Linked DNA regions of Mus musculus: regions 1 and 2 are each linked to region 3. The links are chromatin loops, found by intact Hi-C in ENCODE. Cell type or tissue: left cerebral cortex. All regions are shown on one strand. Links, peaks and the distances in the headings refer to the core of each region. The heading gives the core; the rest is flanking DNA.

What was found. Hi-C counts contacts between places; a loop is a spot of excess contacts. Peaks named below come from ENCODE experiments on the same cell type or tissue, not always from the same donor. Only the 100,000 strongest peaks of a DNase experiment are listed, where the experiment ranks them.
Region 1: it touches region 3 in a loop (11-fold over the local background); 37 of 42 quality-filtered maps call a loop at or near these places.
Region 2: it touches region 3 in a loop (2.3-fold over the local background); 2 of 42 quality-filtered maps call a loop at or near these places.

Annotation. Positions count from the first base shown.
Region 1 is chr7:35,168,557-35,176,097 of GRCm38, reverse strand. It overlaps Gm38988 (a long non-coding RNA gene), which reads left to right. Exons shown (of 4, transcript XR_003946743.1): 3 at 5,057-5,176. Among named protein-coding and RNA genes, the nearest start is that of Gm38988, 13 kb to the left of the region's middle. In left cerebral cortex, for the core only: a CTCF peak has its summit at 3,973 (motif pointing right); a DNase peak (open chromatin) is centred at 4,080.
Region 2 is chr7:34,404,308-34,411,848 of GRCm38, reverse strand. No RefSeq gene overlaps it. Among named protein-coding and RNA genes, the nearest start is that of Lsm14a, 18 kb to the right of the region's middle. In left cerebral cortex, for the core only: a CTCF peak has its summit at 4,151 (motif pointing left); a DNase peak (open chromatin) is centred at 4,144.
Region 3 is chr7:35,021,606-35,029,146 of GRCm38, reverse strand. It overlaps Pepd (peptidase D), which reads right to left. Exons shown (of 15, transcript NM_008820.2): 11 at 7,377-7,454. All of the region lies in intron 1 of Gm35484 (a long non-coding RNA gene), which reads left to right. Among named protein-coding and RNA genes, the nearest start is that of Gm35484, 3.8 kb to the left of the region's middle. In left cerebral cortex, for the core only: CTCF peaks have their summits at 2,255 (motif pointing left), 3,054 (motif pointing left) and 5,828 (motif pointing left); DNase peaks (open chromatin) are centred at 3,056, 3,507, 4,166, 4,529 and 1 more place; H3K27ac peaks cover 2,275 bases.

The DNA of each region.
Region 1 (7,541 bases), core at 1,076-6,075, 150 kb before region 3:
TGTTCTGGGTGCTGTCAGATCTCAGGTCTGACAAGTAAACCCCACCCTGGTCTCTCCGCTCTGAGCAAAGGCACCCCAGAGGACTGGTTTGAGATCTCTGCTGGGAAAAAGTCCGAGTCTGGCCGCTCTCTGAGAGTCACAGCGAGCTTGCGGCTCCATGGCCAAGTGTGCCTGGGAGCAACATCTGCCTAAAGCTTCCCCCACGATGACACCGGTCTAAAGCCATTTCACCCAGGAGGAATGTGAAAGGTGGGGCCCAGGCCAACTGGCCAAGCCTGAATCCTGCCAGGAAGGAGGGCAAGGCTTAGCCCTATCAGGGTGTTCTGTGAGGGATGGGACATTGGACCTCTTATCTTCTCATTTCAGAGGGGAAAAGGAAGAGATGGGGAGGGGAGATAAGGAGGCCAAGGTCAAATGGCTGCTGAGTGGTGAGTTGGAACACCAGACAGTAAACCCATAGTCCCTGGAAGGCACTGTCACTCGGCCCTGGGGTCCTTCGCCTTATCCTCCCTGAGTCCAGACACTCACCATGGCCCTGCAGGTTTGTTGGGCAGGCCTGCCTGTGGCTGGGTGTGGAGCCTAGTGGCTTCTTGGCAGGGTGGCACTTAGTCTCAGGGAGAAGCCTCCACATGGGTCAGAGGGCATCCGGGCCCTACAATGTTCCCACCACCCCAGAAGCACTTGATCCATTAGGGAGCAATGCCCAGTCCTTGCAGCCCAAGACACCCTGGGCCTGACCCTGCTCTCAGTAAGGACACCCAAAGCATGCTCTTGTCCTCCACCTACCTCTGCATGGCCTTCCGGGGCTCTCTGCCTTTTGCTCAGGGTTCACTCCAGTCTAGCTCTACTTCAGACCCTTTCAGATCTCAGTTGCTTGGGCCCAGCTATGTTCAAACCAATGGCCTGGTGGGCAGTGGTCAATCATGGTTGCTTTCATATTTAGCCCCCCCCCCTTCCTTATGTAGGCAGGGAACACCTCTATCTACTGCCCATAGTTTCACAGGCAAGAACCCAAGAAGAGGGTGGTGTGGCTCATTGGTGCCACACTTGATGCTTGCCAAATGTGCACAAGGCCCTGAGTTCCGCGCCCAGTGCTGCAAAGGAAAACAAGCAAGCAAAGCCCTCAGGACCAATATTATCTCTGCGGAACACTGTCCCCACAAGCACCATCAGACGCACCACTCCCTCTCTCTCTTTCTCTCTCTCTCTCCCTCCCTCCCTCCCTCCCTCTCTCTCTCTTAAAAAAAGGAAAATGTGACTGTGTGTGTGTGCGCACGGTCACATGCACGAGATAGTCCAAGCATGTGGAGATTGGGGACAACCTCGGGCATTGTCCTCTCCTTCCTCCTTGTTTGAAACAGGGTCTCTTGTTTGCCAATAGCTGGCCTGCTGAGGTTCTCGCCTCTGCCCCAGTCTCAAAGGAAGAGCACAGGGGTTGGGTGCGTGTTGCTGCGACCACTTGTCATGATCTCTGGGGTTGCAAACTCAGGTCCTCACACTCGTGTGGCAAGCATTTTGCCAACTAGGCCATCTCCCAAGCCCTGGTTTTCTTTATTAGTTTTTTATGCAGGGTCTTACTGTGTATCCCAAGTGTATCCCAAGTTCCTGAAATAACGACTCTGAGGCTGAATTATTTATGAATAAATGTCCAGGCGAAAAGCTTTGGCTTGTTCTCGCCAGCTCGTAACTCAGTTATTCCGCTTACTCTATGAAGTCCGGCCTTGTGTCCAGTTACCTCTCCTCAGGTTCATGCGATCAGTTCCATCAATGAGGCAAGTCTCTTCCTGCACCTGACTATCCCAGAATCCTCTCTCCCTGCCAGAACTCCCACCTCCTATTTCTTGCCTACGTTAATGGCCAATGACTCTTTTATTGACAAGTAATTCTTTTTATACAGTAGAAGGGATTCTCTTTACCCCCAGGCTAGCCTTAAACACCTGATCTGCTTACTGGGGCCTCCAGAGTGCTGGGATTTCAGATGTGTATCAATACTACACTTGGTGATGAACAGGCTATGGCTGGAATGGCTTGGTTATAAGAATGTGGTCTCTCTGACTCCATATGTGGCCTTCTGCCACACTATGATGTAGTAGGACACTTCGCCAGCCCTCCAGCCTTGGGTACTTTTCTATACAATGGGAAAGAAAAAAAGCAGAGTCCAAGACTACAATCAGCATGCTCTTTGTCAGGTTTCCAAGGCACTCAGTGGGAGAAGCACCCCGTGGTTTAGAGTCCCTGGATTCATTTGTTTTCCTAATTTGCGGATTAAGGGGGGCAGCAAAGCCACCATTATACCACCACCACCCCTCATCCAAGCAGGGACTCCTTCTGTTCCATTTGTGTCCCCTTCCTAAACCACACCCCACACTTCCAGCCACCTTTGGCTTTGGGTGGCATGTCCACACTAAGACCCTTTTGGACTGATGCCCTTCCCTGGGGAGCCCTCCTGAGCTGCCCTTTCCCCAGCTCTGGCTTCCCCCTGCTCCTTAGCATCTCCCATCACACACTTCTCCTCCATGCCCCAGCTAGGGCCTCCCTCTCCTCTCCGCAGCCTGGTCCTGGCTCAGTCTGGCTTCTGAAAGGGATTGTAAGTGTTAGTAGCAAAGTTGAGACCATGACTCGTTTCGATTCTATCTTCTTTCTTGGGGGTTTCTCATGCTCTCAACTTCCCCAGAGCTGGGTGCAGACCTGGAGAGGCAGTGGGGTGGCAGCAGACAAGGGTAGGTCTCAGGGATCCTTTCAAGGAGCCACTTGGAATCTTGCATCCCTGCCCAAAGCTTCGGTCTCCTCTACAAGATTTGGGGGGAAGCCTACCAGGTGCCTCAGCTGGTGGGGTTCTGAGCGCCTTTGCCTATCCAGGCCTCCCCCGTAGTTCTTCAGGTAGATTATGGTTGTGGGATCTCTCTATCTGAAAATACCCAACAGGAAACAGCAGCCTTAATCCAAATATGTGGAGGGGTAAGAAAAGGCTGTGACTGCCCTCCACATTGGCAGGCCTGGCTGTGCAGTGCTGAGGGTTGCCTGGGTCCATGGAAGGTACAGGAAGTAGAATTTCCCCTCACAAGCTGAGATGCAGGACCCACTCCCTCACCTCGGCTGCAGCATGCGGCTGCAGGCTCCGGCTTTGATGCTTCCATCTGAGAGAGGGACCACGTGACAGGCACCTTCTTCTTTGGGTGTCATGTCTACATGAGACCCTTTAGGTCAGCTGGACTTGAAGCTTTGGGCCCCTGGCATGGCCCCATGCAACTTGGCCATGCATGCCCCATACTTCAGTTGGCAGGGCTCTGGGCACTGTTGCCTACCCGGGCCTTTCCCCCAGTTCCTCCGCTCCTCTCAGTGACGCAGACAACCTGGCTGGGGCTCAGAAGGAGGCTGAGTCTTGGCTAATGTGGACCTGTGGCTTCTGAGCCTGATCTGAGTTAGGAAAGGGGCTGTCAGCTCTGCAGCCTGCTCTGGGGCTGAGTCCTTCTAAGCTTCTGGTCAGCTGGCAGCCTCTTCCCTACCTGGCCTTGAGTATCTTCTTGGCCTTGTCTTGTCCCTACTGTGGGTTTGGTTTTACCAGCAGGAGAGCCCCGGTTGGGAGGATATGGGACCAGAGTCCAAGATAGCCATGGGTCCTTTCTAGGCCAACCTCTCTAGATGCACTAGAGAGTTACAAAGAGTGCCCCTGGGCAGGCACACCTGACTGGGAGTGGAGGGGGTCTGCTAGCTCGGTTGGGTGCCGGGAAAGACCTTCTGCCCAGAGGGCCTGTGGACACCCTGCTGTGGGCCCCATGAGCTGTCAGTGAGTGTGTGTGTGTGTGGGGGGGGGGGGATGGGGATGAACCATGAGCGGGTGTGAGAGTGAGCACGTGGAAGCAGATGCCCCAGAGACCGAGTGCGGGAGGAGGGGGGCCGTGAGAACAAGTCTGTGGGTGGAGACCTTGGGCAGGAGCGAAAAGCAAGTTTGGGAAACGGCGGTAGACGATTCTGAAAATACTAGCCACTAGGTGTCACCAGGAGCCCACGGGAGTACAAAAGTTCCGCCCGCCCCCCCACCCCCTTCCGCCAAATATCGAGAGCCACTTATCCCTCAGTCATTCCCACTCTCACAGGTAGAGGGCACTTCTGAGTCTGTCCCAGTGTCTAGGACACTGTTAAGATGGGCTGTTGGCGTCTTATCCACAAGGACACAATATAGAAGCTACCCTGCTCCTGCCCACACAAACCCTGGCTGAGGCTCCTGGGGTCCTGCCTCAGACGTGGGGCAGAAGGGCTTCTGCAGCACCTCTGGATGAGCACCCCATCCTGTGCACCCCCACCTGCCGACCTCAATGAAGGGGGAAGATTATGTACTTACACCCCACCCTTGTCCCCACACAGGTCTACATTGACAATCAGATTCCCAGACCCCACCCAGGCTCCAGCGGGACTTGGTAGCTGCGTTCGGTGGCTAGGAAGACAGAGCTTTGAGCCACATTGCTTTCTTCTCACTAGGTCCCCCTCGGGAGGCAGCCCCTCTACAAAAAAGCTGGAACATTCTGGCTGGTGTGCCGGTCGTGCCTAGAACTGGGAGAGACTGCAAAGCGAGGATGCCACGGCCCGAGGGTCACACGGGACCCAGCCCTAATACCTCTGCAGGCTGAGAAGTGACTGAAACCCTAGACAGATACCTCGGTTATATGGCGGGGTCTCCCCTAGGCAGGACAGGGGTGGCCTGTCTCAGCTCTCAAACCTCTGCTGCGTGCAATTTAATAAGCCCAGAGACTCAACTATATCAGTGACCCAGAAACCTCACTGTCACCCCTTCACCCACTTGGCACCAGCCACACCACTCCTTAAGTCGCTCCATCCTGTCTCAGGATCTCTATCCTTGCTGTTCTCTTGGTCTTCTCTCATAAATTCCCAGAGCCCATCCTCTCCCTCTCTTAAGAATGAGACTTGCTCCGACCTTTCCTTTGAACAGCGCACCCCCATCTCAGCTCTTTCTCCTCAGCCTGTCTTGCATCTCCCTTTGATTGGCATTGGAAACTCTAGATATTTTGCTTAATTATATTTTATTTTATTCTTTTAGCACTGAAGTATTGAACTGGAGACCTACATCCGTGCTAGGCAAGTGCTCTACCACCAGGCTACATTGTACCAGGCTACATTACAGCTCTTTGCTATTGGATCCTGAGAAAGCACTCTACCGGTGAGCCACAACCCAACCCCTTTTGTACTTTTTGTTTCGTGACACAAGGTCTCACCAGACTGTCGAGGGTGGCCTTGAACTCACTCTATAGTCTACACTATCCTAAAGCTCGTGACCCTCCCGTTTCAGCCTCTCAAGTAGATGGGATTACAGGCTTGTGCCACCAGGCCTGATTCTTACCTATTTGTATTGCTCATCTCTCCCATTGCCCACACCATCCCATGAGCTGAACACCCTGCTTTCTTCACTGAGGCAGAGCCTAGCTCGTACAATCTAGTTCAGTGTTAGTGCATAGTAACAGATGAATGAATGAGGGAACGAGCTAACGAATGAATGAATGAATTGAGTAGGGTATTTTGTACAAGGCTGACTCTCTCCTTCCTGAGCTCATCTGGCCATGGCAGGACAAAGGTTTGGGCCTTAGCTTAGCTTTCACCCATTCCCTGTAGAAAATTTCATGGGCAAACTTCTTATGGCCTGTCTGGGCTAGAATTTGGAGACAGCCTGAGGCCCGAGCTGCAAAGCCACAGACCACTGCAAAGCTGCCTCGCTTTATGGCCCCGTTACTTGTGGTTTACCTTCAGCAAGTTGTATTTAGTGATTTCAGGCACACACCGCAACTTGGCAGGCACTGGTCAGTATCCCTTAGCTCCACTACCTATGACTCTGGGGACATGCAGGAGTCAGAAAACTTCATGATAAAGAAAAGGAGATGCCTCACTCAAGGAGCACCAGATCTTCAAGGTGCTGTCCCATCTAGGAGAGGAGCTAGTTGGCAGTTGGGATATCTTGCTATTAGGACCCCATCCCCACCCCTTGCTAGGCAACACTGCTACTGGGAGATTCCCAAGTTTGGGCCGTGGAAATCATTCAGCTTAGGGGTGATCTGGACTCTCCTAGGCTCTTTTGATCTCCACGAGATATTTATATCAGCTCTCCCCTGCATTGGGCATATGTGACATCCTTTAAGTGACTTCATAAACATTTTAAGGGACAGCAGACTTGTAAACGCATTAAACTCCATCTCATCATTCAGACGGAGAGGTTTTATGGAGACGTGCACAGCTAAAGCTAGCCAAGAGATTTTAAGACACTTTTAGAGAAATGTCTTTGAAAAGCATTAAACCAATGCCCCGCTTTAAAGGAGAGAGGTTAAGGAGCCGTACGCCTCTAGTGTGTGTTTGGGTGGGGGTGGGGGGCTCCAAAAGGACCTGAAGGAACCCCAGAGGCTTCTGGGAGCACCACCAGACAAACTTCAACTCTTGTACACTGAAGGGTGGGACCGTGTTCCCGTAAAGGGAGTTCAGTCCGCAGTACCTGACATGCCCGGTAGGTGTCACTGCCAGGAGGAAATCCTAGCCAGGCACTGGTTATATTGAAGCTGCAGACCCAAGAGGACTCACGTGTGCTTTTGCCTTAGTGTTGGTGACCTCCAGCCTGGGTCTGCTTTGAGCCAGGGGCTACCACATGTCTTCCCAAGGGACAGAGCTGCCCTCTGACCATGTTGCCAGCTGGCAAACACTGGTCAGTAGCCCTTAGCTCTAGAAGCGCTGGCCAAGGCCAGGACTACAGGGACTGGTAAGTTCCTAAGTTGGGGCCAAGCCATTGCAAGGAACAACTACAGTGTTTCTTCTAGTCAGAGCCTCGAAGGGGGCCATTCCAAACTTGGAAAGGACCCAAACACATGCCAGTACAAGTAAATGCACCCGTATGCATATGCGCACACAAATACATATGTGAGCATACAAATATATATGCACACACATGCATTGATGCACACTAACACACACACATGCATAAATAACACACACACACACTCACATACACACACAAAGAACACATGCACACATTCACTCATATACATTCACATTCTCTCTTCCTAGGCTCTTGTAGGTAGGTGGAGAAAGACCCTCCAGGTGAATTTATCTGGGGAGGGAGGCTCTTCCTACCTGTCTCTTCTGCCCCCTCTGGACTGGCGGGAGGACTGAGGGGCAGCTACAGTGTCCAGCCGTGACTGGGCCTGTCAGAGCAGGGTGTATTCTCCAGGTTTGCCTTCTGCAGCTGTCTGGGGTTGAGGAGCAGAAATTCCTCCTGCAGTCTAGAGAAGTGAACTGGACTGAGAACCGAGGTGGATGCTACGGTCACTGTGAGGGTTGGGAGAGCCACGGAGGCAGCCTGAAGCTGAGCAACTCAACCCTCAGCTTGCTGCTGCCTTAAAGACACCTTGGTCCCTGCTGGAGTCCTCCTCCTCCTCCTCCTCCTCCTCCTCCTCCTCCTCCTCCTCCTCCTCCTCCTCCTCCTTTTCCTTTTTTTTTTTTTTGGACAGGGTCTCTCCATGTAACCCTTAGCTGGTCTGGAACTCACT
Region 2 (7,541 bases), core at 1,076-6,075, 620 kb after region 3:
GGAACGGGCCCATCCACACTAACATGGCCAAACCCAATTAATGTAAATCAAGGTAATTCTCCCACAGGCATGCCAAAAGGCTCATCTCCCAAAGGGTCCCGGTCCTGTGAAGTTGGAGCTTGCCGCTAGACCTCCTCTCTCAGTATCCCATGATGTGAGCGGCTGGCATGACTGAAATCTATCTCAGCACATCTCTCATTGGAATCTGGAGAGAAGCCGGTGTGGGCTACAAAGTCAGTTCAAGGCCAGGCAACTAGGGCTTGGACCTGGAGATATAGTTCAGTGGATTATGACAGAAGAAATAATCATTCTACACAGAAAATCCACCTAGAAATAAACCACTCCATCTATTCTTGCAACTCGGCCTGTAGCCCACACCTCCACAAAGGAAGGGCATCATCCTAGGTGAAGTTCCTAGGTGATGCGTCTGGAGGCTCAGTCCTAAGTGAGCGGAGAACCAGGAAAGAATCATCCCAAACTGTACCAGAGAAGCCCTGCCTCCCTTCCTGCATAAAGCTAGAGCTGGGGCCCAGCAATCGCTCAGCCTGGATCAGCCAGGGAACTGTAGCTTTGAACCCTCCACGACACATAAACCTACAGCAAGAGGTACAGTGTAAACTGGGAAGGCTCATTGCCCAGCAACGCCCAAAAAACCTTGATTCCAGGTCCACCCTCACGCATCTCCCGTGTGAACGCACTCGGTGTCCTGGATGTTGTGCTACTGGGACCTTTGGTGGCTACGTGGATGACCTGTTGCCGCCACGGCCGCAGCCCCCGCCCCCGCCCCCGCAGCCTTGGGCTTCACAGGTCTTGGATTTCACTTGTGTTCTGGCCCTCTGGGCCTCCCGGCCATCCATGCGGCCCTCTCCTACCCTCCCTCCACCTACGTCTGTGGGATCCTAGCCAGAAGTTGAACAGTGTCCCTCCACTCCCTGCTGACTCTACGATGGTTTTATTTATTTGTTTGTTTGTTTGTTTATACACTGTACACTGTAGCTGTCTTCAGACACTCCAGAAAGCGGCATCAGATTTCGTTACGGATGATTGTGAGCCACCATGTGGTTGTTGGGATTTGAACTCAGGACCTTTGGAAGAGCAGTCCGCGCTCTTACCCGCTGAGCCATCTCACCAGTCCTCTATGATGGTTATTATGTTATTCAGTCCCCTCTGAGATTGAGACGGTGAAAATGGGACGTTAAAGGAGCTCCTTAAGATCACAAATCCAGAATGTGCCTGAAGCCGATTGACTGCCTGCTGCCAGCCGCCATCCTTCCTTGTACATTGCACCCAGCAGAACTATGTGTTTTTACTAAGTAGTGAAACTTGGGTCATTTCCATCATGTATATGGCCTCAGTGTTCCTTTATCCCTGTTTTAGTCTTAAACAGCTTTATGGAGAGATGGATATTTAATAGCTTGCACTTTCTGTGTTCAGGAGGTCGAGGCAGAAAGACCACAAGTTTAAGGCGATTCTTACTACATAGTGAGTTCAAGGCCAGTTTGCATTTGAGACCCTGCCCAGGAAGGAAGGAAGGAAGGAAGGAAGGAAGGAAGGAAGGAAGGAAGGAAGGAAGGAAGGTGGGAGGGAGGGAGGGAGGAAGGAGAAAAGAAAGAGAAAATAATAGTTTGCACATACTTAAAGCATGAAGTTTTTTACATGTATGAGTATGCAGCCGTAAAACTATCCCCATAGTCAAGAGAATGGATATCTCCGCCGTGCCCACATGTTCCTTTCAGCCTACTTGCAATTCTCCCCTCTCCCCCACCATAGTATGGATCCCTTATGTAACTGTGGGTCTCTTTCTACTCACTGTCCTTTAGTTTACAGGGAGGCATCATGGCTCACATCTGTAATCCTAGGGCTCTGGAAGTTGAGGCAGGAGGATTGCTGAAAATTCAAGGCCAATCTGGCTGACAAAGTGGGAAAATTTTTTTTTTTTTTTTTTTTCTGAGACAGGGTACATACATGGCCTGGAAACCACTGTCACAGATCTGCCTACCCTGCCTCTGGAATGCTTGGCTTAAAGGTATGTGCCACCACGCCCTGAAGAAGCACCTGAGGAGGAGGGGGGAAGGGGAGGAAGAGGGGAGGGGGGAAGGGAGGGGGAATTTAGAAGTTAGAGGTAAGAGAATCCGGAGTCTACAGAGTGTAGTTTAAGGCTAGCCTGGATTCCATAAGAGACTGTCTCACAAAAACAAAAAACGTGAGTCAAACATAGTAGCCCCTGCTTGTTAATCTCAAAGCTCTCAAGGCCAGGCAGTGCCAGGAGCTTAAGGTCAGCCTGATGTACAATACAGAAAATTTGTTTCAAGAAACCCAAACCAAGCAAACAAGCATAACCACTCATTTTGCAAACTTCTTAACTCAGGCACCTGCCTATTGTCTCTTTCCATGTCTAGGTTTCAGGATGAAGTATCGGTATTTTTCCTCTTCTTCCTGGGGACCTGTCCTTTCATTTTCTAACCATCCTTCCCTGGAAACAGATAAGAAGGTGTGTGTCAACTATGCTGCTAAACAACATTGTTTCTAATGAAAATGACCCCCTAGTTGTTAACTTTTATCTAGGCAAGGAATTGCCATAGCTTTGGGCTCCTTTTCTAACTGCCAGTTCTCCCTTGGGGATGGATCTAGAAGCCAGGCCTGCATGCTGAATTGTTATCAAAGAAACTGTTAGCCAGGGGGGGCAACATGGCGCCTCTCACACCTGCCCCTCACAGATCTTGTCTCCATAATCTGAGCCATCTCTAAGCTTCTGCAAGGCTTCCCACTGCTAGGACTATCTATCAACATTCTTGCTGTCTGTGTGGATCCTGTCCCAGCTCCTTCTGAAGACACCAGTGAGACTGGGATTCTTGTTTGGTTGGATCCTAGAAGACTTTGCCTTGGGCACTGCCGAGCGGTAAGCAACACCCTTAGCTCTTCCAGAACCCTCGATTCAATTTGGCCAGAGGACTGAGTTGGGCAAGGTGGCTCACATCTGGAATACCAGGATTCAAGGGCTAGGGTCAGGCTAGGTATGGTGGCACACACCTTCAGTCCCAGTATTCAGTATTCAGAAGGCAGAGGCAGGCTGATCTTTGTGAGTTTGAGGGCAGTCTGGTTTATGTAATGAGATGCTGTCTCAAAAGAAAGTAAAAGAACTAGAGACAGGAGGAACATGAGTTCAAAGCTGGCCTGAGCTACATAGTGAGACACTTCTTTAAAATATGTGTGTGTGTGTGTGTGTGTGTGTGTGTGTGTAATTTTTTAAAGAAAAGCTTGAAAGAATCTACCTACCTTTCTTATGATATGGAAAAGTCTGTATTGCATGAGGAGATAAATCAGATTGGAATCAAAACAAATCCATGCTGAACAGAAACCGCTCAGAGTCCACCTAAGGGATCTAAATAGAACCGCAGCGGCAGGTGGGCTTCCGGGATAGATTCATGTGCACCTGAAATGGGTACTAGGTGGGTGCAAAGAAGGCTATTGAATAAACTCAGAGACCCCATGCCTGTGATAGGACTCTAGCTGAAAGAGCAAGTGTGACTTCCAGATGGACTCCAACTGTGTCCAGACTCTCATCTTCCCGTATTCCTGTGGAATCGTTAAGAGCGCCGGGCGCAGAGCGCAAATGCAAACAGGCACCGCTACTCCAGCACTACTGAATCTGGAATCACAGATGAAGGGTTAAAGAAAGCTGCCCCTGTAGAAACGCTAAAGAAACTGGATGTGGTAGTTGCACTCCTGGAATCCCAATCTTCAGGAAGCTGAAGCAGGAGGAGCAAGAGCTCCAGACCGGCCTGAGCCTCAGAAAATAGAAGAGACGGGCATGGTGAGCATGCCTTTAATTGAAGCTCTCAGAGGCTCAGGAGGGCCTGATCTATATAGTGTGTTTCAGGACAGCCAGGGCTACCTGGAGAGACCTTGCCTCAAAACAAACAAACAAACAAACAAACATACATACATACATACAAAAGAAAACTACGGGCTAGAACCGGTGAAATAGCTCAGTGCCTAACTTGAAAGCCTGAGTTAGAGCCTTATGATCCACCTGACGGAGAGAGAAAGCTCTCTGAGGATGTCCTCTGACCTCCGAGACACACAATAAATAATGACCGCTCTAATTCAACCCTACACCGCAGGCAAACAGCTGTCCTCTGCTGCCATCTAGTGGAAATCAACAGGAATGTGAGCATTGCTTAAAGCGACAGACTAAATAAATGGGTTAGTTTTTTTAGCTTGGTCTCTTATGTACTCCAGGCCAGACCAGAATTCACTGTAACTCAGACTGGCCTTGAACTTCAACCTTCCTTCCTCAGCATCCAGAGGATAGAATTACAAGTATGTACCACCATTTCCAGCTCGTGAGTGGTTATTTTAAAGGTCTTGAGTTGTTCCTTAAGAGTAATAAAAACTCTGGGGCTGGAGAGATGGTTCTGTGGTTAAGAGCACCGGCTGCTCTTCCAGAGAGTCCAGGTTCAATTCCCAACACCCACATGGCAACTCACAACTGACTGTAACCCCAGTTCCAGAGGATCCAACACCCTAATATAATCATACATGCAGTCAAAACACCAATGCACTTAAATAATAGATGATAGGTAGATAAATAGATAGATAGATAATAGATAGTTAGATGATAAATAAAATAATTTTTAAGGATTACTGAAACCCTTCATTTACATATAGTATTTAGCAACGCGTGCTTTTATAAGGAAGTTGAGTAATTTTCGCTGTAGTTAGCTGGATTGGGGGGAAATTATCATATAATACTATATGATACATAATTTCTTTCTTTCTTCCTTTCTTCCTTTCTTTCTTTTTTTATTTATTTCTTTATTTCTTTCTTTTTTAGACGGTTTCTCTGTGTAGCCCTGGCTGTCCTGAAACTTATTCTGTAGACCAGACTGGCTGTCCTCAAACTCAGAAATCTGCCTGCCTCTGCCTCCCAAGAGCTGAGATTAAAGGCGTGAGCCACCACGGCCCGGCTTGATATATAATTTCTAAAATTATCACAGTAAGGCCAGATGTGTCCCAGCACTTGGGAGGAAGAGGCAGGTGGACCTCTGGAAGTTTGAGGCCAGCCTGGTCTACATAGCCACTTCTAAGCTAGCCAAGGCTATATTGAGAGAACCTTTCTCAACAAAACAAAGCCAATGAATAAACAAATAGGCACAATAAAAGCGGTAGACTACTTCTCTAACAATTAAAAGCACTGATGGCCAATTGCATAGGATATGGGGCCCATATCCCACTGGGTACACAAACACTGGTCACAAAATCTTTTTCTATTGAAGCCATTAACCAAAGTTCCAGGAGTTGACCAGCAAAATGCCCTACCTAAACATTTAATTGTAAGCTTATGTACGTCTCTGAAAGCGTCAACTGAGCTGCTAAGAAGGATGGCTTTGAGTAAAAATGGTCAACTGCCATTGACTGACAGCTAGATGGTGTCACAGCTATCAGCTTATGTTCATCGGTTGTGTGGGAGGTTGTTTGCTTGTGTATTTGTGGGGCTGGGACTTGAACCCAGAGCCTTGCACAAGCTCGACAAGCTCCCCACTCCTGAGCCGCATTTGCCATCGGTACTTTAGGTTGTGTTTTATGAATGTGGAACTTTTTTCGTGGGTCCATCCCTTGCAGAGGCCCTGGAGACTACATCTAGGAAACTGTTGTGGAAGTCTCTGGTGAGGAATGGAGCTTTTTAAATCAGAGCTGCCCTCAAAAAGACCCAGTAGGGGTTGTTTGGTTTGGTTTTTGAGACAGGGTCTCATTATGTAGCCCTGATTGGACTGAAATTCACTATATAGACTCCCACTTAGGTAAAGGTAGGGGGTAGACTTTTATCTCAGGTTAGTTCAATCCTAAACCCCACCTTGGGTGCCAATTTGTTGCTGGAATTTCCAACCCAAATAAGCCCATATAAAAACCACACAATCCAGTTATTATAATTATAAACTGTATGCTTGCATTGGGCAGATCTAACATTATATTAACTTATTCCCCAGCTATGAGACCCCTTGCTACTTGTAGTTTCTTCTGGTCCATCATGGCTGCCTTCTCCTCTTCTTTTGTCCTCTCCCCTTCCCTCTTATCCTCTTCTGGGTCTCTACCTGCCCCCATTTTCAAACCTTCAGCCCCACCTTTCCCCTCCACTGCCCAATTACAGGCTCTAACCTTTACTGACCAATTAAAATGGGGAGAAGGCTCACATGAGATCATCCAAGCATGTGATGGACTGCTCTGCGGGGGTTGGGGGGTCGGGGGGTCGGGGAGAATGGGGGTGAGTCAAAGTGGGCAGCTGAAGAAGCAGAATTAACATCAGAATACAAACAGCATCAGGCCAACCAACAACACAGGATGGATGGCCTGGAACATACAAAGATCAGCTTGCCTCTGCCTCCCCAGTGCTGGAAATAAAGGTGTCCTTGGCCAGTGGAGTTTTTACCTGCTTTCTTGAACTCTCTGAATGACCTACAACAAAGACACTTGCTTCAAGGAATACAGGATGGAGTTGGCCCTGCTGTGAGCTGATCACTGCCCTAGGTCCTTCTGCTCTGGTCATCTCTGAGCTAGCATGTGCATTTATTTATTTATTTATTTATTTATTTATTTATTTATTTATTTAATGGAAATGCTGGGGTTAGTCTAGCGCTGCTTTGTCACTAAGCCCCTCCCCCCCAGCCCTCACTGGAGTTCTTATTTTGAGAGCCTTGAACTTGTGATCCCCCTGCCTCAACCTCCAGATTAGCTGGGATTGTAGGCCTGGGCCTTCAGGCCCCAGGTCCCGTGAGCTTAAAGAAGTCTAACGTCACTACTGGTGGATGCTGTGCCCAAAAGTGACTTTTACCCCCCACTTTCTTTTCAGCGACATATTCATTTTCTTGTTTCTCTGGAGCATTTAGAAGAATGATGAATTCTAAGTAATGTATTGGTGGCACCATAGGTGTGAGAGGGGAAAGAAAAAAAAAAAAGAAATGCATTATTCACATATATATGTTTATGTGTGTGTCCATGTAACATATATTACATTATGTTTTATTATAAATTTAAACAACAAATAGACAAATCTATAATATTGCATCATATATTATTTTATATACATATACATATACATAATGGGCTTTTGAGACAAGGTTTCTGTGTATCCCTGTATAGTCGTCCTGGACTCACTTTGAAGAGTAGGCTGGCCTCAAACTCACAATGCTCCTGCTTAAGCCTCCTGAGTGCTGGGAACACAGGTCTGTGACACCATCTAGGAACACTGCAGGAAGTCTGGGAAGAACTTGATCCCTAGAAGTGTGCCTCTGAAAGCTGCCCCATTTCCTATGCCTCCTCTCTCTCTGCTTCCTGTTTGCTGTGTAGTAACAGTCCCTGCCATATACCCTGGTGCTATGCCGTGACCCTCTGCCCAGCACTGTTAGTGCAGAAGACTATGAAGAACTCTCTGAAACCTGAGTTGGAAACCTATGGTTTCTTTGGAAAGCCAGTTGTGTCAGATGGCGTTTCTCTAAGGCAGACACATGAAGGAGTTTTGTGCTTGAAGCAGACACAGGTGA
Region 3 (7,541 bases), core at 1,135-6,134:
GCAGTGAGATGCATGGGGTCCCAGTCTTGTGTTGCTGGAGGAAACAACACTTGTATGTGGGCTTTTTGGAAGACAATGCTTCATGGTTTGATGGATTCAGAGCATCTGAAAATAAACTGCCTGGACAGACAAGACAGGACAGGCACGTGGGGACACTCATTCCTGGGAGGTGCCACATAAAGGGTGACCTGCAATTGCCCCTGGGAAGAAGAGTCTACTGGTGCTGGTCTAAAGGGAAAACAGAAATGAGCTATTTTTAAAAACCAGGAAGCTCACAAGATGACACGAAATGCTAGAGTCATCTAGAATGTGACAGACAAGATTCTCTGGGGCACGGCAGACTTAACTGAGCTCTCTAAACCGTCCCTAGAACAGAGGTAAGATGGCGACGGGCGCCTGATGTTTTCAGCCGCCGGCCGGGCTTTCGGGAGAAGGAAGTGCACACCCAGCCAGCCAGCTCCGTCCTGCCCGGCGACGCTCGGGCACGGGCTTGAGTCTATTTTTGTGTTCTCAGTTCCCCATATTTTCTGCCTTTTTTTTCCTGTTGTTGTTTATTGTTTTTAAATCCCCCCTCAGTGCTTTTCCATGCATAAGTGATTCCAATTCAAGCCATTTGGAATCCAGGGAAGAAAGCCATCACTTTTATAAATCACCTCCCTCCAGTGTTCTGTCTGTTGCGCCTACCCTTTCCATGCAGTACTATGATAGAGAATTCGGTCACTCTTGGCTCAATCGAGAATGCAAGATCTCCCCTTCCTGACTGTGTAGGGACACCCACCAGGGACACCTCCATCACTAGCCGAGTGGGTCTGTGTGATAATCTGAGACATCTGGGAGATGACATGTCTTCAAGCAATGTGCTGGCGTCTCTTCCCCACATGTGTTCCTATGGCTATGGTTCTGGCCGGGATGAACGTTCTGTCTTATGCTGGCTCTTCATGGGGCAGCTCCAGGCCTGGGCTACCTGCCACCACTGGCCCACCCAGACCCTATCCAGGTCCTGCTTAACTCCCTTAGGCCCTGTGCAGGGACCAGCCAGCTCACAGGCAGCAGGGCTCCAAGGGAAACTCGGCAATGTTTATACAAGGGCCACTTTGTACTCGGCTTGTAGCTTCATTTTAATCTTAGTATGCAGCACGCACTCAGCTGCTTCTCACCCAAGACTGACATCTTACATGCACGTGTGTTAAGCATGCTTGCTTTGTGCAGACTTCTCAGTCTGCATCCCAGGCTGGAGGGAGAGAGGTGGGGTTCTAAACAGCAGAAAATACTCATCTACCCAGTCCTCAGCAGGAGATAGAAAGGAAGGCAGCCAGTCACTTTGTCTCTGCAGCAGTGTATGTGCCCCAGGCTGGCCACAGTGGGCACAGGTCTTTCTGGTTCACAGGTCGGCTGCCCACCTCAAGCTCCCCTCCAGGCCTCTGTGCATGCCAGCCCTCAGGGATGGCTGCTGGTGGTGGTGGGTGGCAGCAATGGCAGCAGCAGCAGAGCCATCCCTCAAATGCTCCCCTTGGTTACAGATAGACCCATGGGGGGAACCTCTTCCTATAGAGCCCCTGCGCCAGGTGCTCCTCAGAGACCAGGTAGGCAGGGATGATCCCCCATGCCAGCAGCATGTCCCTATCCCCAAACCCCCAGTGTAGACTCTGATGAGAACAGTCCAATGCTGGGGTCCCCCTATGTTTGCAGAGAACTAGCACTGCCCTCTAAGAGCTGTCACAGAGATGCAGAGCACTGGTGCCAGGCCAAGACCCACGGAGAGCACCATACTGTGGCCTGGATCAAAGGCAGGCACTCAGCTGCTGCCTGCCTCAGCCCTGTGGGCCTAGGGTTGGGCACCAGGGCAGTAGCTGTAGTGGGTGGGGGAGGGGAAGGAGGAGGCTAGCAGTCATTATCACGCAGACAGCACATGCTTCATTTCACTTTTTGGGTGACCAGTGTCTTGTGATGTCTGTGAGCACTGTCTAGACTAGCACTTTTTAACCATGGGTTGTGACGTCAATGGAGTGGGTGAGGCCACAAAACAGTGACAAACTAAACAGAAGGGACAGAAAGCAGGTGGGAAGGGCTTCTGCTTATGGTAAGGAGGCATATCTACAATATGAGCTCTAGTTTGAAGGCTAACGGTTTTCTGGGATGGGATACTAAAGGCCTTGGCCAACTCATCCAGACAGACAGGGCCTTGTGTTTGCAGAACTCTCTCACCCAAAGGCTGGCTTATTTTCCCCCTAGGAAAAGCTTTGGGAGGGGCCCCCTAGTGGTCACCAAGCATCCCTTTGGAAATAACAAGGCTGGGAAGGGGATAGGAGTTAAGGCTGGCAGCAGGCAGCTAGCCCTGGATGACATTCTCTAAAGTCTACTGGAATACTAGGCACAGAGAAGATGAACCTTGGATTCTCCTCCTCTACCACCACCACCACCACCACCACCACCACCACCACCACCACCACCACCACCACCACCACCACCACCACCACCACCACCACCACCACCACCACCACCACCCCTTTGCTCCCAGCCCTCTGCAGCAGGGGAAGAACCCGGGCACAGATTCACTCTGCCCAGGACCACAATTGGCAGTCTAACCCACAACTAGAACAGGCACAATCATTTTATCCAATGCAGGGCTCAAGAGATGCAGGGTCTTGCTAAAGCCCTTGGTATCTGCAGCCCAGGGCTGAGAATTGGCTCACCTGTGATGGCAATAGCAAGTCAGCCAGGACGACACCCTGGCTCCAGCTGTGACCCAGATGGAGTGACAGCGGTACAGTTCTGGGGGCCCTTAAGTACTGACTATCCTGGGATGAAACTACCCTCATTTCTCTGGGTTTTGATGACCTCTAGACATGGCCGTTACCACAACAGGGAGACTGAGGAGGCCGGAGGCCACAGCAGGGATGGGTAGGGAGGAGGCACTGGCAAACTGCTCAGTGCAGAGCTAGGATAGGCCTGTTCCTAGGTGGACTGCAGGCCCACCCCACACACCCCAGGTTAGCACAACAAAGCACAACCCAGAAAACCTGGCTGTGTCCTGAAGCTACACTGCCCTCTTCTGGCCAGTGCTGGAACGCCCTGTACACCTCAGCCAGGCCTGGAGCACATGTACTCTAATGGGTTTGGAGACAGGGCATAGCACCTCTTATAGGGTGGCAAGCTGCTGAGGAGACATGCCCCACCTGCTTCTCAAATCAGAGCCCCCACTGAGGAGATATCGTCTGCTGTTTGGGGTGAGCTTGCATAGGAGTCAGGAGAAGCAGGTGGGAGAGCCTTGCACAGGAGTGACTCAACCTGGGATGCCCTGCTTCCTGGTGGGTTTAGGCACAGTTGGTATTTTTCCTGCTGGCCAAGGTGAGGCCTTTGTCTGTGGGCTTAAATGCCTACAGTCTGAGGTGGCTGTGGGAGGGCTCAGAGGGGATCTGGGGACGACTCCTTACCCAGAGCCAGTGGGCCATGGCTCCTTCCCTGCTTCTCTAAGCCAGATGTGTTCACACCCACTTGCCTGGAGCTAGATGCAATGTGGAGCATCTTCTGTGGCCTCCCACTCAGGAAGGGCCTCCTGTGATCTTGTCAACACCATCATTATATGAACAAGCTGGAAGCACCAACCAACAAGACTGCCACACTTGGCAAGCTGGGTCATCAAAGCCCTGCCTGCTTGCCTTGAAAAAGAAAACAAAATGCAGTCGATGCTTCATGCAGGGGGTGACCTGACCAGTGGGTTCAGGGGGAACTCCAGGGACACAGCTGGAAGGTGCTCTGGGAGCCAACAGGAAAACTCTGAGAGGTTTAACAGCAGCCACAGGCCATGTACAGGACCCCTGGCTCTGACTGAGCTGACGAGAGGCTCAGACTCTGAAGCCACACACATTCCCATGCCTTCCCTAGATCTACATAGCAGCTGGGCATGGGATCTGGCCCAGAGAAACAGGAAGAGACCTGGGAGCTACTGGCTGGGATGTGGGATGGCCTGAAGCTCTTGGCTGACAAACTTGATCTGCAGCACAGACCAGCCTGAGCAACAGCTAGACCTCACGCGTGATGACTGTGGCCCACAGCTAAGTGGCCTTATCTGACTCTTAGTTCCACCTAAGGTTTACATGAGCACAGTGGTGCATGCCTGTAATCCGAGCACTTGGGAGGCCATGGCGGGGCAGAGGGGGTCCTGGTATAAATTAAGGCCAGCCTGGGCTACAGTGTGAGACTCTAGTTAAACTGTTAAAAAAAAAAAATTGTCCAAATAAGGTAGGCCTGATTTGTGTTGTGCCCTGGCCCAGGGCTGGAAAATGTACTTCAGAGACACGGAGAGCAGGAAGACGTCCAGCCTTCTTGGCTTTGCAGTTCTGCCTCAGCTTTCATGACTCTGAGCCCTTGGAGCCAGGTGATCTAGGAGCCCCCCCCCCCCCCAGACAGATAGAGAACCTGAGGTGGGAGGGAGGAGCCTCTTGGCTCCTGGTGCACTTCTGTGGGTATATCCTGAGAAGCGTGGGTGCACTCACTCCTGGACTGAAAGAGATTGAAGGGGCTGCCACTTAGCACCTCCCCCTCACAGCTCTGAACCAGTTCTGACTTCCCAAAGAGCTCCACTACTGTTAACATAGCTTGCCTGTCAAAAGCTAGGTAGAACCCAGAGTCCATCCCTGTGCTTGGTGCCTAGAACACATGCTCTGTCCCAGGGGGCACTCAACTTTGGGACAGCCTCCAGTTTATACATATATTCTGGTCCCCTACCTTATGATGAAGTATCGTGGCTTTATGTTAGGATAACAGTGTGATTTATTATTTACCAAACGCGCTAGGTGCTTGGCAGATCAATTTCAATAAAACAATGGATTATAAATGCCGCCAGCAATCTGGCAGTAGCAGTAATCAACAAAACATGTTCTAAATGCTGCATAATAAATTGACTATAATAAACTCATAATGATTCCACTGGCTACATTTCAAAGTTAGCACTAGAAAAACAAAATCACCAATTTGAGTTTGGCATGAACGTCCCTGGGTTTCCTCAGATCACTCCTGTCCACAGCTGTATCAGGAGGCGCAGGTGCCACATGCTGCCCTTGAGGGCTGAGGTCACAGCAGCTGGGCCATGTAGAGGCCCACAGTATGTAGGCCCTGGCTGGCCCCTGCCCATCTCTGGGATTCCCAGAGGAATTCCCAGAAATGCAGATAGGGCTGGCCTTCTTACAGGGCAAGAATCCCCTTTTGGACACATAAAGTAGAAAGTGGAGTAGCTGCTTCCTCTGGGGTGTGCTGAACTCAGGAAGAGTCAAATTCATGGCCAAGGTGGGCTCCAACTAGAGCTCCCGGGGTGGGGGGGGGGGGGAGGCAGGGACCTCAGCCTCTGCCCAGGACTGGGTTCTAGCATCTTGTCCTCTGGTCCTAGCCACACAGGCCAGAGCCAGAGAGCATCAGAAAAACTCTTGGAAAAGCAGTGAGAATTTGTGGTACAGGCCAAAATGTCAGCTCCTTAGAGACAGAGGCAGGAGGATTGAAACTTCAAGTCCTGCCTAGAAGACTTATTAAGACTGTCCCAAAATAACAAGTGAGAAGAGGGCTGGCAGTAGGTATGGCTCAACACTAGAGTATTTGCCAAACGTGCTTAAGGCCCCAGGCACCAGGGGGTGCCATGAGGCCTGGGTGAGGTGGAGGAGGTCAGAGAGGGGAAGCTTGGGGCAATCACAGAGCCTGAAAAGACCGGGTGGCCTTGTCAATGCTGAGTCAAATCTGAGGCAGCCAACCCTGTCCCCAATCCCTATGACCACACATGCGCCCAGCACCCTGCTGTGTCTCAGCCACCCCAGCCCCAGCCAGCACCCAGTTGAGCCTGCCACCTGGAGGCAGCTCACACAGCTCTCAGGCCTAAACACAGGCCTACTCCTAGGCTCCGTGCAGACATCTGCTTTTGTGGACTTGTGCTGCTAGGCAAGCCAGGGAGACATACACTGAGGTCCTGTTGTAGTCATGGAGAGGATGGGGTGGCAACGACTGGCAGTCCTCAAAGCTGGTGTCTAGGGTTCTTCAGGTCTCTCTTCCTGGCTCCCATTTGGCTTATTGGCTTGGGACCCAGGAAGAGGTCTTTATCAGTCTGCTTCTCATATACCCTTTCTGCCACTATCATGGGAAGTCCTGACGTTTGTATGTTATCTCCACTCATAGATACGTCAACTAAGGCAAAGAGAGACGAAGTTTTCCTTACAGGAAACTGGGCTTGAACGAGAATATCTTGCTTGTGGGCAGACTGGCCAGTCATGTGCCAGCATGGACCCTGGGATTGAGTACTTATCTCTCTCCTATTTGGTAGTCACTACTCAAAGCATGGATTCTATCTCTGCAGCTTATTAGCTGTCTGTCCGTGCACTGTGCTCTCCCCCTAGGTAGACATGGGCTCCCATGACCTGCAGCAGGGCCAAAGCCACGCAGTGAACAGCTATCACAGGAAGCCAAGGCTGGGAGATGAGTGTAGCAAGTGGCTGAGAAGGAAACTGATGGTTCAGCATCCCCAGCCAACCCAAGAGTAGGCTGTGCCACTGCTAAGGAGCCCAAACTACATCTAAGAACCAGCTAGGCAGGGTGGTTTATGCCTGTAATCCCAGGACCTGGAGGTAGAGGCAGGAGGATTGCTACTTTCTTAGCCAGCTCTAGCTAGACCTTCTATCAATAAAATAAAACAAAACATAAACAGACGTTTAAGAACCAGGCAGGACAGGAGCCCTTCTGGTCAGCTGATGTTCACAGCACATCTGATGGCTAAGGCAAGAGGTTGTATGGCTTGTGAGCAAGCTCCAGACTTCAAGGGCCTTAGCAGCCCGGCGTGGCTTAGCAGCCCGGCATGGCTGGACCCAGTTCTAGTCACTGTCTGGTGGGGATTATGGAGTGACCATTAGGAACAGCTCTATCAGTGAGTAGGGATCCCTCCAAACCCAAGGATGGCAGTCCAGTATGCTCTGCCCACATCTGCCCTGTGTGGCCTTGTGCGGAAGTGAGAGTATGGCAGAGCCGAAGCAATGGCTGCATGTGGTGAGGAGCGTGGTGGTCAAGGATAACAGGTTTTAGGGTGGGGAACTTACTGGTTGGAAAGCATAGCTTGGAAGAAGCCAGGGGACAGTAAAAAAGAGCCCCTCCACCCCCTTCACAACTCCACAGGAAACTACTGCAAATCTTGTTGACACTCTGCCTCATGTTTGTTTATAGGGTGCAGGTCTTAGGCCTGGAGAAGTTGGCATTCAGGCTGACAGCTATAGCAGAGAAGTCTGGGCCCAAGGCTTTGCTGTAACTAACCCTCTTGGCCTCTGGCTGACCCAAATGTGGAGCATCTACCTTTGTCCTGGCTATTCACGTGCACAGTGGGGTGACGGCAGCTCAGCCTCACTTACCAAATATCTCCATCCTTGATCGTCCGGTCATTGGGGGCTCCAGCATGGCCATAGTGCAGCACGGCCGCGTTCTCACCGCTGTAAAGAGCCACAGAGGGTAGTTAAGAGCTCACTGGTACCCAGCAGGCCCTGGAGGCTGGAGCAGGCCCACAGCCAGGAGGAAAG